Regions from separate parts of the Homo sapiens genome. Here region 1 is linked to region 2. Evidence: chromatin loops called from intact Hi-C (ENCODE). Cell type or tissue: heart right ventricle. All regions are shown on one strand. Links, peaks and the distances in the headings refer to the core of each region. The heading gives the core; the rest is flanking DNA.

Region 1 (5,386 bases), core at 218-5,217, 69 kb after region 2:
AGGACAGGCCTCCTGATTAGAGAACTTTTTTTCTGCTTTGGACTGGTCTTGACTTTTTTGGCTTTGTGACTGTATCTGGAGAGGGCCTTACAGAAAATGAATTCATCCTCCCAGAGCTGGAGGAAGTTATCATATTTTTGAGGCAGCTTCTAAATCATTCCAAATCACCAGAAAAGCAATTATGTCCCACCACTTCTGCAAAGGTCTTGCTTCTTCCTTTCTTCCTTCCTTCCCTTTCCACCATTCTCTTAACTGTGAATCACCTCCATGAGGTCAATCTGTCTGGTGTGATCTTCACTTTATCTCTGGTACAGAGAGCCTGGTACAGAACTGACATTCAGTAGATTTTGTCCCGGTATGAACATGCCAGGCACTGTGCTGATATTGTGATAAAAGGTGAATCAGACACAGATCCTGCCCTTGAGGAGGACAGAGACAAGGAAACAAACAATTAAAATGCAGCAAGGTAAGGGCAATGTGAGAGGCGAACGCAGCGCAGTAAGGGAGCTGAGAGGAGTGGAATCAGACTCTCCTGCAGTCAGCAATTATTTCTTGGAAGAGGAGACAACCAAGCTGAGTCTTAAAGGTTGCAGGAGTTTTCTAGGTAGAAACACGGGGAAGGGAGAGAGAATTCTAGGTAGAGAGACCAGCTTGTTCAAAGGCATGCAAGAGGCAGGAAGTACCATGATGTGTGCAGGGAGCTGCAAAATGTCTGGAGTGGCCGGAACATAGGGGATGAGGAGGCCAGTGGTGAAGCCTTGGGTCAGAGAGTCTGTTCCTATGGGCAGGGCTGCTATGTCTCACCGTGTGGGCTGTTTACTTTATGAGGTTGCCCAGCCAAGGGGGCGAGTGGGGCTAAAATACAGCTCTGGCTCTGTGTGACAAGTGTGTGCTTGTGGTCACATCCTCCCAGAGGAGACTCTGTAATTTACACAAAGGCTCCTGTGGGCTAGCAGCGTCTTTGTGGAGGGCCTTGCAGGTCTTGCAAAGGCTGCATCTCTATGTAGGGCAGTGGTTCTCAAGCTTTTCTCATTAGAGTCTCCCGGAAGGCTGCTTAAAACACAGATTGCCACAGGTCCTCCCTACCCTTAGGGTTTCTGGTTTGTAGGTCTTGGGTGAGGCATGAGATTTTGCATTTCTTTTATGTTCCCAGTGATGCTGATGCTGCTGGTTCGGGAACCACACTCTGATAATTACTCATCTGGGTAACACGAAGCCACTGGAAAGGGTTAGATAGGAGAAGCAGAGCCAAGCCACAGGTAAAAGGGGTGTTTTCTAGGATTAAGGTTTCTGATAGCCCTTGTGAACAAGTTAGGGCAGCTGATATATGGAGAGTAGGTACACACTATCCCCCATCTTGTCCTGTCAGGTGAGGTTTAACAGCCCTATTCATTCAAGTGGGACTTCTATCCCAGGGTCTTCCAGTTTAAGGAGATTTTGCCCACAGATGATTTCAGGAATGGCTGTATCATTACATGAAGCTCACTCTTGGAGCATTTAAATAGTGAGTTCCCAAATGATTTAAATGTTTGTTTGTGCTTTATTAATTACTCTCTTGAGAAGCTGGGGACAAGAGAAACCTAAAGCTACCAACTAAAAGATGAGTCACACATGGTGATAAAACTTCTTTGAAAACTCTTTTATCAGTTCAATAAATACCCGATTTCAAAATTGTAAGTGTGTGTGTGTGTGTGTGTGTTTGGAGAGGGAGGGGAGAAGGACATGGAGCCACAGAGTGTCAGGACCTCACACACATGAGCAAATGTTTGCTGAATGAGGGTGTGGCACGTGGATAGAGTATGGTGATGGGGAATCCAGGGATGGTCTGAATGAGGGAATCTGGGCTGACAGGAAATTTTCAGGTTATATCTGGCTCTGGGCTAGGGTTTAGAATCTTGGCTTGAGAAGCCAAACCTTCCTGGAGCCCAGTCATCTTTTTGGACCCTGAGTATATTAAACCCATTTATGCCTAGTGTTCCATTATTGGAACGCTAAGCATCTGGGAGTTATTTATATCCTACTGCTCAAGGTCATTGCCACAGCCTGATTTTTCACACATGTCTGTACTTCAAAAAAATTGCAACCTCTGGCATTAATGGGTTAATAGGATGTCCATGAGCATGGAGAGAGAATGGCTGTACCCTTTCTTCCCTTGGGGGCTCAGGCCCAGCTTGCCCTTAGGTTGGGGGCTGGAGCTCAGAGGTGGTAGGTGGTAAAGGGAGCCTATCTTTATTTTCTAGTTGGAATATAGTCTCCAGGATAAACTAGCTTTGGGACAGAGGTGGGGAGAATGGGTGCCGGAAAAACATCCAACCTGGTTACGTTTTGCCTGTTCCTAGACTTAGCCCCAGCCTTTCCTGAGACCTGGGACAGGACAGAGGCTCCGGAATCTCTGCTACTCACTGATTGATGTTGTCCATTAGGGAGCCTCCTGCTGGCTGAAGGGCTGCCACCCCCAACTAGCTCAACTGTCACCAACCACAGCCTGTCAGCAGCGTGACTGGGAGAAGGAAAGCCTTGTCAAAGGCAGCCAGATTCCGCTTCTTGGTGTCAAGGAGAAAAGGAGAGGGGAGGGGAGTTCACTCAGACGCTGCAATCAAGATCAGGTCGTTCTTAATTAAGACAGCTCCGCAGGCAGCACATTTCCATAATTTCCCATTAAAGAGATCCTGATGTATGAGTCATTGCGGGAGCTGTGATTCCCCGAGTCAGCACTGTTCTGTGTCTGAGGCTCCTCAAATCAAAAGGCTAATCAATTTCAATCACCCAGGCTTTCTGATTCCCTAAGAGGTGCCCAGCCCCATGCCAGACTCTGTGCCCAGCCTGGAGAGGGACACAGCAATGGATCTGGCTTTAGTTTCTGCTACCCAGGGAAAAAGCCTTGTTTATTTCCTGACCTTGGGAGAGAGTCATGGATTCAGATGCAAATGGGCAGGGGGCTATTCCAGGTGGGCTCTGGTGCTTTCTGTGATAACGACCAGGAAATAGTGTGGGACTGAGGAAAGAATACTGGATTTGGAGATAGGAAGTCTGAGTTTCATTCAGCAAATCTTTGTTAGAGTCACCTTGTCCAGAGGCTTGGGATTCAAAGATGAATACTAGACAATTAGTGTCCTCAAGAAGCTCTAAGGGCGGGGATAGACTCTGAACCGAAAACTTGAGTTCAGTGTGGTAAGTGCTATATCGGGCAAGCACGAAGTGTTTTGGGAGTGCAGAGGAGGGAGAGCCTAATTGGCTGACGGAGGAGGGGTGGTGGAGCGGTTAAGAAGGTCTCATTTTTGGCTTCCTCAATTATTGTGATCATATAACCTTTAGTGAAACTCAGTTTCCTAATATGTAAAATGGGCATAATATAATTTTCTCAGGGCTGTTGTGAAAATTCTTGAGAGGGTGTATAGAAAGGTCTTGGCGGAACCTTCTTTGTACTTGTTCTTATATTTCCATGGTTGACTTTTTTCTAAGTATGAGCATCTTGAGAGCAGATGTTAACTGTGAGGCTGCCCTGGCATGTAGCACAGCAGACTCGTGTCACTTGTCATCTAGTCCTTTTGTATTGGTGGCATCCTGTGTATGGGGAAAAGACCAACAGACCACAGTAGTCCTGACGCATGTTCCTCTCTTCCCTTCTCAGCTTGGTCGCTCAGGCTGGAAGCAACAACTCCGAGTGTCTAAGACAAGGTAAAGTAATTTTTATTCTTTGGAAGAAGGCATGCAAGTGTGTCATACGATTTTAAAATATTTTTATTCCAAATAGATCTTAATACATGTTTTTAGGTTTGGCATCACTAGTGACCGTGAAACATGAACATTTCTATTTTGCAGGTGAAAATATATTTAGAGATCCTAAGTTACCTAAGATCACATAGGTATTACATTTTGCAGAGCTAAAATTCAAAGCAATATCTATGGATCTTGAAGCGCTAAGGTATTTCTGTGAAACCATGCTGAAGTTCACACGTGTAACTTCATGACTTATACACTGATGTATCCCCACCAGTTATCTGCTCATTAATGACCCAATTTTGACTTCACAATAGTTAAAAAATATTACATGCAACATGCCAGTAAGTTCAGTTTGATCTCTGGTTCCAGCAAGATGGCAGATTAGGAATGCATAAAACTTTCCACATAAAAACACCTAGAAATGCTGGGTAAGGTATTATAATAACCACTCAGAATGAATAGCTGAGTTTTCAAGAAAAAGAGATCCCCTAGAGGCCCAAAGTGAAGAAGGAACTGAAAACCAAAGCAGTAAATACAGAGCTGAGTTTGTAGCTGGTGTGTGTGTGTGTGTGTGTGTGTGTGTGTGTGTGTGTTACTGGTCTTGCTAATTTTGGTTATATCATCCACAGTAGGATGAGAGGACAGTCTTGACCTTGCTTAAGGCAGACTATTAGAATTGAGACCCTGGCATGAAACAATATGTTATCTCACCATAAAAATTACAAAATAAATGAAGAAATGATCCATCCAGAATAAAAGTCAGGGGATATAATAAAAGGGATAATTAGATATCTAAGAGTTTAAGACACCAAAAATCAATATGAAAAAGAATATATAATAAGGATTTTTAACATTATCAAGATAAAAGAATGAGCAAATTGAAAACAACAAATATATATTTTTTTGTTTTGTTTTTGAGATGGAGTCTCACTCTATTCTATTAGCAAATCTAATAGAATAGAGCATAGAATAGTGTTGCAGGAATAGCTAGGACTCAATTCTATTAGTAAATCTGGCATGCAGTGCAGTGATCTCAGCTCACCGCAACCTCCGTGTCCCGGGTTCAAGTGATTCTCCTGCCTCAGCCTCCCGAGCAGCTGGTACTACAGACATGCACCACCACGCCCAGCTAATTTTAGCAGAGACAGGGTTTCACCACGTTGGCCAGGATGGTCTCCATCTCTTGACCTTGTGATCCACCCACCTCGGCCTCCCAAAGTGCTGGGATTACAGGCGTGAGCCACCTCTCCCGGCCAACAAATATAATTTTTAGATAAAACTATAATCATTGGAAATTTAAAAAGTCATTGGATTTGTTAAACAGCAAACACAGTTGAAGACCAAATTAGTGAAATGGAAGCAAGATCTGAGGAAATTCCCAAAAAGAAGGACAGAGAGACAAAAGTATGGAAAAATATGTGTGTATATGTGTGTGTGTCTGTGTGTGTATACCAGAGAGTAAGCATAAGAATTTCATATAAATGTTCCTGCCTGTGTGCGTGCACATGCATGTGTGTGTGCATGCGTGTTTCTGTGTATGAAGTTCCAAATTCCAAATGCACAGAATACAGAGAATGGGGTAGAGATGGTATTTAAAGAGTTAAAGAGATATTAGCTGATACTCTTCCAGAACTGACAAAAGGCAAGGAACTGCAGATTCAGA
Region 2 (5,386 bases), core at 133-5,132:
GGCCCTGAGAGGAGAGAGAGGTTAGGTTTGTATGGCCAGAACCTAAATGCTGCTTCAGTACATCTCCCTGGTTCAGGAAGGCATTAAGCAGGCTGAGCACTCCGTACACAGGCTAATTTAACAGAGAAATCACCAATCTTGCATCCATTGGTGAGCCAGTGCATTATATTCTTGAAGGACCAGCAGATAGGACATCCCCCTGGCTTTACCTTCCAAATCCATGAAGGATGATTAGACTGGGAAATACAGACTATTCTTTAAAGGAAAGAACTGCAGTTGCTTAGCAGCTATTACCAAAAGCACTGGAGGAAGAACTAATGAAAGGGGTCTGTTGTGGGTTACATTGCATCGCCACAAAAGATGTATTTTAGTTCCAACCCCGGGTATTGGAGAATGTGACTTTATTTGGCAATAGAGTCTTTGCAGATATAATAAAGTTAAGATTAAATCATTAAGGTGGCCGTAATCCAATATGACTCGTGTCCTTATAAGAAAAGAAAAACACCATGCAAAGACGGGGATGCATAGGGAGAATGTCATATGATGACAGAGGCAGAGATTGGAGTGATGCGGGTGCAAACTAAGTAATGCCAAGGATTGCTGACCACCACCGGAAGCTAAGAAGAGGCCAGGAAGTATTCTACCAGGGTCTCAGAGGAAACACCACCCCCTCAACACCTTGATTTCATCCTCCTAGCCTCTAGAACCGTGGGACAATAAATTCTCGGGACAATAAGCTATACTCAGTTTGTGGCACTTTATTACAGCAGCCTAGGAAACTAATACAGGGCCCAACATAGTAAGCCTCTTTTCTGTATGTACCTGATGCTTTGAGGCATAGGGCCCATGTGAATTGGGCCATCCCATCATGGCCATGATACAATTAGAGAGGGAGGCTGTGTGTGGGGCTTGTGGGAAAGCTGGGGAGTTGCTTAGAAAGGCCTGTGCTAGTCAACATCCCCCTCCCCTTTCCACTTTCCCATTCCTTTACCCTGTCTCCCTTCCAATCTAAGTTCCAATCCCTTGAGTGTGAGCTCTTGGGATCTCAGCTGATTCAAGTGATAGAACCTAAGGTGACTGATATATTCACACACTATTTGCCTCCCCAGCGAGAAGCTTGTTGGTCCAGCTGCATCTCCACTTGGTGGGCTGTCTGGGCCTTGAGTGGGATTGAGGGGGAAGATGAGTGGGAGTGGTTATGTCCAGTTTCTCCACAACTTCAGGGGGTTGAGCCGTGGCTATTAGTGTTAGTTCTCCTAGAATCAGCAGCTTGTTCGCCTAGCTATTTTTGTGGTGAACATTGTATTCTTCCTCAATGTCCACATTCTCCCTCACTCTTTGTGTAAACTCTGTGATTTGGGAGGGAATGAGCAACCCCAAGGTCCAAGTCTAAGCCAGTCAGATAGTTCTACCCCCTTGCCACTGTGCCAATGCACAGATAGACCAGGTCTAAGCCAATTAGCACATGATTCTCCCCGACCACAGGGGAGTTCTGTTGTATGATAAAGGAGTTCATCCTTTCTCTGGCTAGATATGAACAAGGAAGTACATCACCCTCAGTGCTGTTGGCAGCCTTCCTGTGACCATGAGGAGAGTCAGCTTCAAGATGATCCTTTGGATAAAAGAGCAAAGAATCAGAAAGATCCTGGTTCCTTGATGACTTCAACAAGCCATTAGGTCAATCAACATCCTGAAATTTGCTCTATTTCTGGATTCTAGTTAGGTGAGTCCATACATCCTCATGTTTCAAACACATTTATTTTGTCCTCTTATTGTGGTGGTTTTAAAATATGAATACACATTTTTTTCATGTTCCTCCTTTAAAAAAGTGGAGCCTAATTTTCCCCTACACTTAAGTGTGGGCTTGTCTTAGTGATTTTTTTGTAAAGCATAGAGAATATGGCAGAAGTGACAGTGAGTGACTTCTGGGATTAGGACACAAAGGCATTGTGTCTTCCTCCTTGCTTTCTCTATTGTATCACTGACTCTGGAGGAAGTCAGCTGCTGTGTCATGAGGGCACTCAAACAGCCCTATGAAGAGGTCCATGTGGTAAGGAACTGAGGACTTCTGCCAACAGCCAGCAATAACTTGCCAGGTATGTGAATGTGCCATCTTGGAAGCAAGTTCTCCAACTCCAGACAAGCTCTCTAATAACTGTGGCCCCAGCTGACATCTTGGCTGCAACCCCACGAGGGAATCTGAGCCAGCACCACCAAGCTAAGCCACTCCTAAATTCCTGACTTGCAGAAAATGTGTGAAAATAAATGTCTATTGTTTTAAGCCATTCAGTTTTGGGGGTAATTAGTTATGTTACAGAAGATAACTAATACTCTTATATCTGAAGGCATCCTAAAACAGATGCACCTTCCTAGCTATAATCACTGACGTCCAGTATTGAGTTGAACACAGTTCATTTCACCAGGGTCACTGTATTTGTTTCATTCTGGAGCCCCAGAGAAGTAGCCAGACCAGGGAGAAGAAATGACTGGGTTGTGTGTCTTGGTCATATGTTTCCCTTGGCCAGCCTGTTGTGACATCATAGGGCCTTGGACAGTGCCACAGTTTCCTATGGCCCAGCATGATGTGGGAGGTGCAGAATTAATTCCTAGTCACCAGAGAGAAGTATGAAAGTGGCTGGGCAAGTAGAATCTGAATAGGGTTTATAGCTGGGAATGAGAGGTGACAGGACATCTGAGCTTATATCAGTGTTGGTAGATAATAACAGAAAAGCAGATTGCCACCCCTATTCCAATGCCTTGGCCCTCTTTAACTCTGAGAAAAAGAAGGGAACCTCAGTGGAATGGAGCTTAAAAATAAATTGTAATAACAAAGCAAATTCCTACTTTTTTTAACAAATGAATTTATTGTATATAAATATCTCAATAAAGCTACTTTTTAATTGATACATAATAATTGTTCATATTTATGGAGTACATGTGATATTTTGACAGTGCATACAATGTGCAGTGAAGTCCCATTTCTTGTGTGCTTGAGCTTCGGCCTTAGTTTCATACCCACAACACTAGTAAGAAAACTTGTTTGCTCCCAGCGTGTTCCTTCTTTCCCTGCCCCACAACATAAGCAGTGGATTCACTGTGTCTCAGGCTCTCTTCCCTAGGCACCTCTCTTCCCTTGTGGGGTCCTGGAGACTCATGTTAACTCCTCTGCAGCCTACCTCTTCCTGCTCTTAATGCTATTTTACATGGCCCCACTCCCAAGCCTTGACAGCTCTTATTTTGCTGTAGTTCCTCAGACATGAGCTAGTCCTGTTTGGTCTTTAAAAATCTCTCATTCGTGCTGATGTCACCCTTCCTGTCATCACTGGTAAAGAGCGAGTCATTTTTGTATGGTGTCTGATGTTGTTACCTCTCCTTCCAAATCTTTCACCATTTTTTTTTTTCTCTGTTCAGAAAATTATTGAGCTGGGGTGAGAGAAGTGTTCTTTCCCAACTGTTATTATTTTTCCACTATGCTCTAAAACGAATCATCTTATTCTCATTTTAATATATAACAGTGAATATTTCAACCTTTATTGTATTCTTTCTTCATTCTTAGGCTCCAGAGCCACTTCTTCCTTGAGGCCTTTGCCCATTTCTCTCTCCCTTTCTAATGCAGGCCAATCTCTCCATTATGTATTCATACCTCTGTGGTTTGTGTACATTGTATTGTATTAAAATCATCTGTTCATGCATATTGCCCTCTCTGAGAGCCTACAGAAGCAGACACTAGATCTGATTTATTTGTGTACCCTCAGTGCTGGTGTAAAGTAGGTGCTCAGTAAATGTTTGATGAACTAAGGTCTAACAGCTCATAGCTCTGTGATTCTGTTTAATTTCTATTGTGGATTTGTAGAGATTTCTCAACACTTAGAGCCTAGAAGAAAGGTCAGCATTTTTCCAGAGCTTTTGGCCTTGCTCAAGGGGTTTAGTGCATAAAGGGACTGGTTTAGTAGGAAGGGGTCTGACTTTCCAATACACGTAGATCAGGATTATTTTAAACATAGGAAGGAGGATAATCTGCATTTCTCATTAATAATTAGAATGAAGTTTGCATCCATGTTTCTACTCATATATTAGCTCAAAAATGTTGGTTCTTCAATATAACAAGGAAAACTAGAAATGAGTCCAGCTTTCAAAGGGCTGAATAGGCATGTCTTTCTGTTTCCACTTAAGTTCTGATTGCAGTCATTATCCACTGATGGTTCCTTGCTTCTGCCAGGCCCAGACTCAGTGGGTAGTCTGAGTGTGCTCCCTGTTGCTCAGGTCTGAGCTGAGCACATGCACAGTGCTACACTCAAGCTGGGTAGAGAGCAGCTGAAGACATACTGTCCAGGTATGCACAGTATCTGGAACTGCAGACTGCGGCTGGGGTAGGTGGCTTTGGTTTAGGACTTGGTATTTCACAGGGGCTCTCTCCTTGCTCCTGGAGGCCTCTGGCCCTGATATGATGGCCCCAGTGATGTTCCGTGGGTCTTCTTCCACCACCCTCACTCTACTTCTCTAGCAATTAGACTAGAGCACTGATCATCTGTAGGAAGATGATGATGGCGTTCTTCCCTCTCTAGCCCCTTCTCCTACTCCCTGAGCTCAGCCCTGCATTCCTAAGAGGTCCAGTGGTGATTCTGTTCTGGGACTCAGGCCAACATAGCCCTATGTCAGCCTGGCTCCCTCTTCTACTTGAGCTCCAGATCAGCCTACTTCCTGCTGTCTGCTGTTTAGAAATGCTTTCTGCAGCTCAGTCTCAATGGTGGCTTTTGGTTCAGCAGGCACCCCTTTCAACAGTCCCCCTTACCTGCTTCACTAATTAGGCACCAACTGCTGACTACAATCACTAATCTCAGGTCTCAGCTGTGGGGCTCGATTCATCCTCTCCAAACACATGCTTATCCAAGGGGGGCAGACACCATTGAAGTTGTTGAAGAGTAGTTTCACATATGCTCACATGGCATCCTCCGGTCCCACAGAGGAAATGAGCTCCATAAAACCTTTGTTCATCCAATATGCTAGGGACCAGAAGAAAAGGACTTAGAATTAACCATGATTGGACTATCCAATTCTTTGATTAAAAAGTGCAGGGAAGCTGGTTGCCTGGGCAATTAGAGTGGCTCTAAAATGGGCAATGTTGTCGTTCAAATAAGCTGCTTAACAAGAAATGACCATTGCCCAGGCAGAGGGAAGCCATAATGAGGGAGAGTTACCAGCCATCCATGCTGCCCTTGACACATCATCTTGGGAACCTAGTGTTCGATGGACATTAAGGGGTGGCTGTGTGACAATTGCTACCACTTAAAGGTTTTTGCAAGAGCCACTGGTTATTTCCTCCAGGAATTCATATGCCATATGGGCACTTGTCATCAGGTGAATTTAGTGCCCAGATTATGGTTAT

Evidence for each region. Peaks named below come from ENCODE experiments on the same cell type or tissue, not always from the same donor. Only the 100,000 strongest peaks of a DNase experiment are listed, where the experiment ranks them.
Region 1: a loop joins it to region 2, with 4 times the contacts of the local background. A loop is called at or near these places in 30 of 110 quality-filtered maps.

What each region holds. Positions count from the first base shown.
Region 1 is chr11:11,008,291-11,013,676 of GRCh38, forward strand. No RefSeq gene overlaps it. Among named protein-coding and RNA genes, the nearest start is that of LINC02752, 100 kb to the right of the region's middle. In heart right ventricle, for the core only: a CTCF peak has its summit at 2,441 (motif pointing left); a DNase peak (open chromatin) is centred at 2,447; H3K27me3 peaks cover 1,097 bases.
Region 2 is chr11:10,939,528-10,944,913 of GRCh38, forward strand. It overlaps LOC105379882 (a long non-coding RNA gene), which reads left to right. Exons shown (of 4, transcript XR_001748122.2): 4 at 1,532-2,837. Among named protein-coding and RNA genes, the nearest start is that of ZBED5-AS1, 84 kb to the left of the region's middle. In heart right ventricle, for the core only: no CTCF peak of the experiment used is centred there; a DNase peak (open chromatin) is centred at 2,115.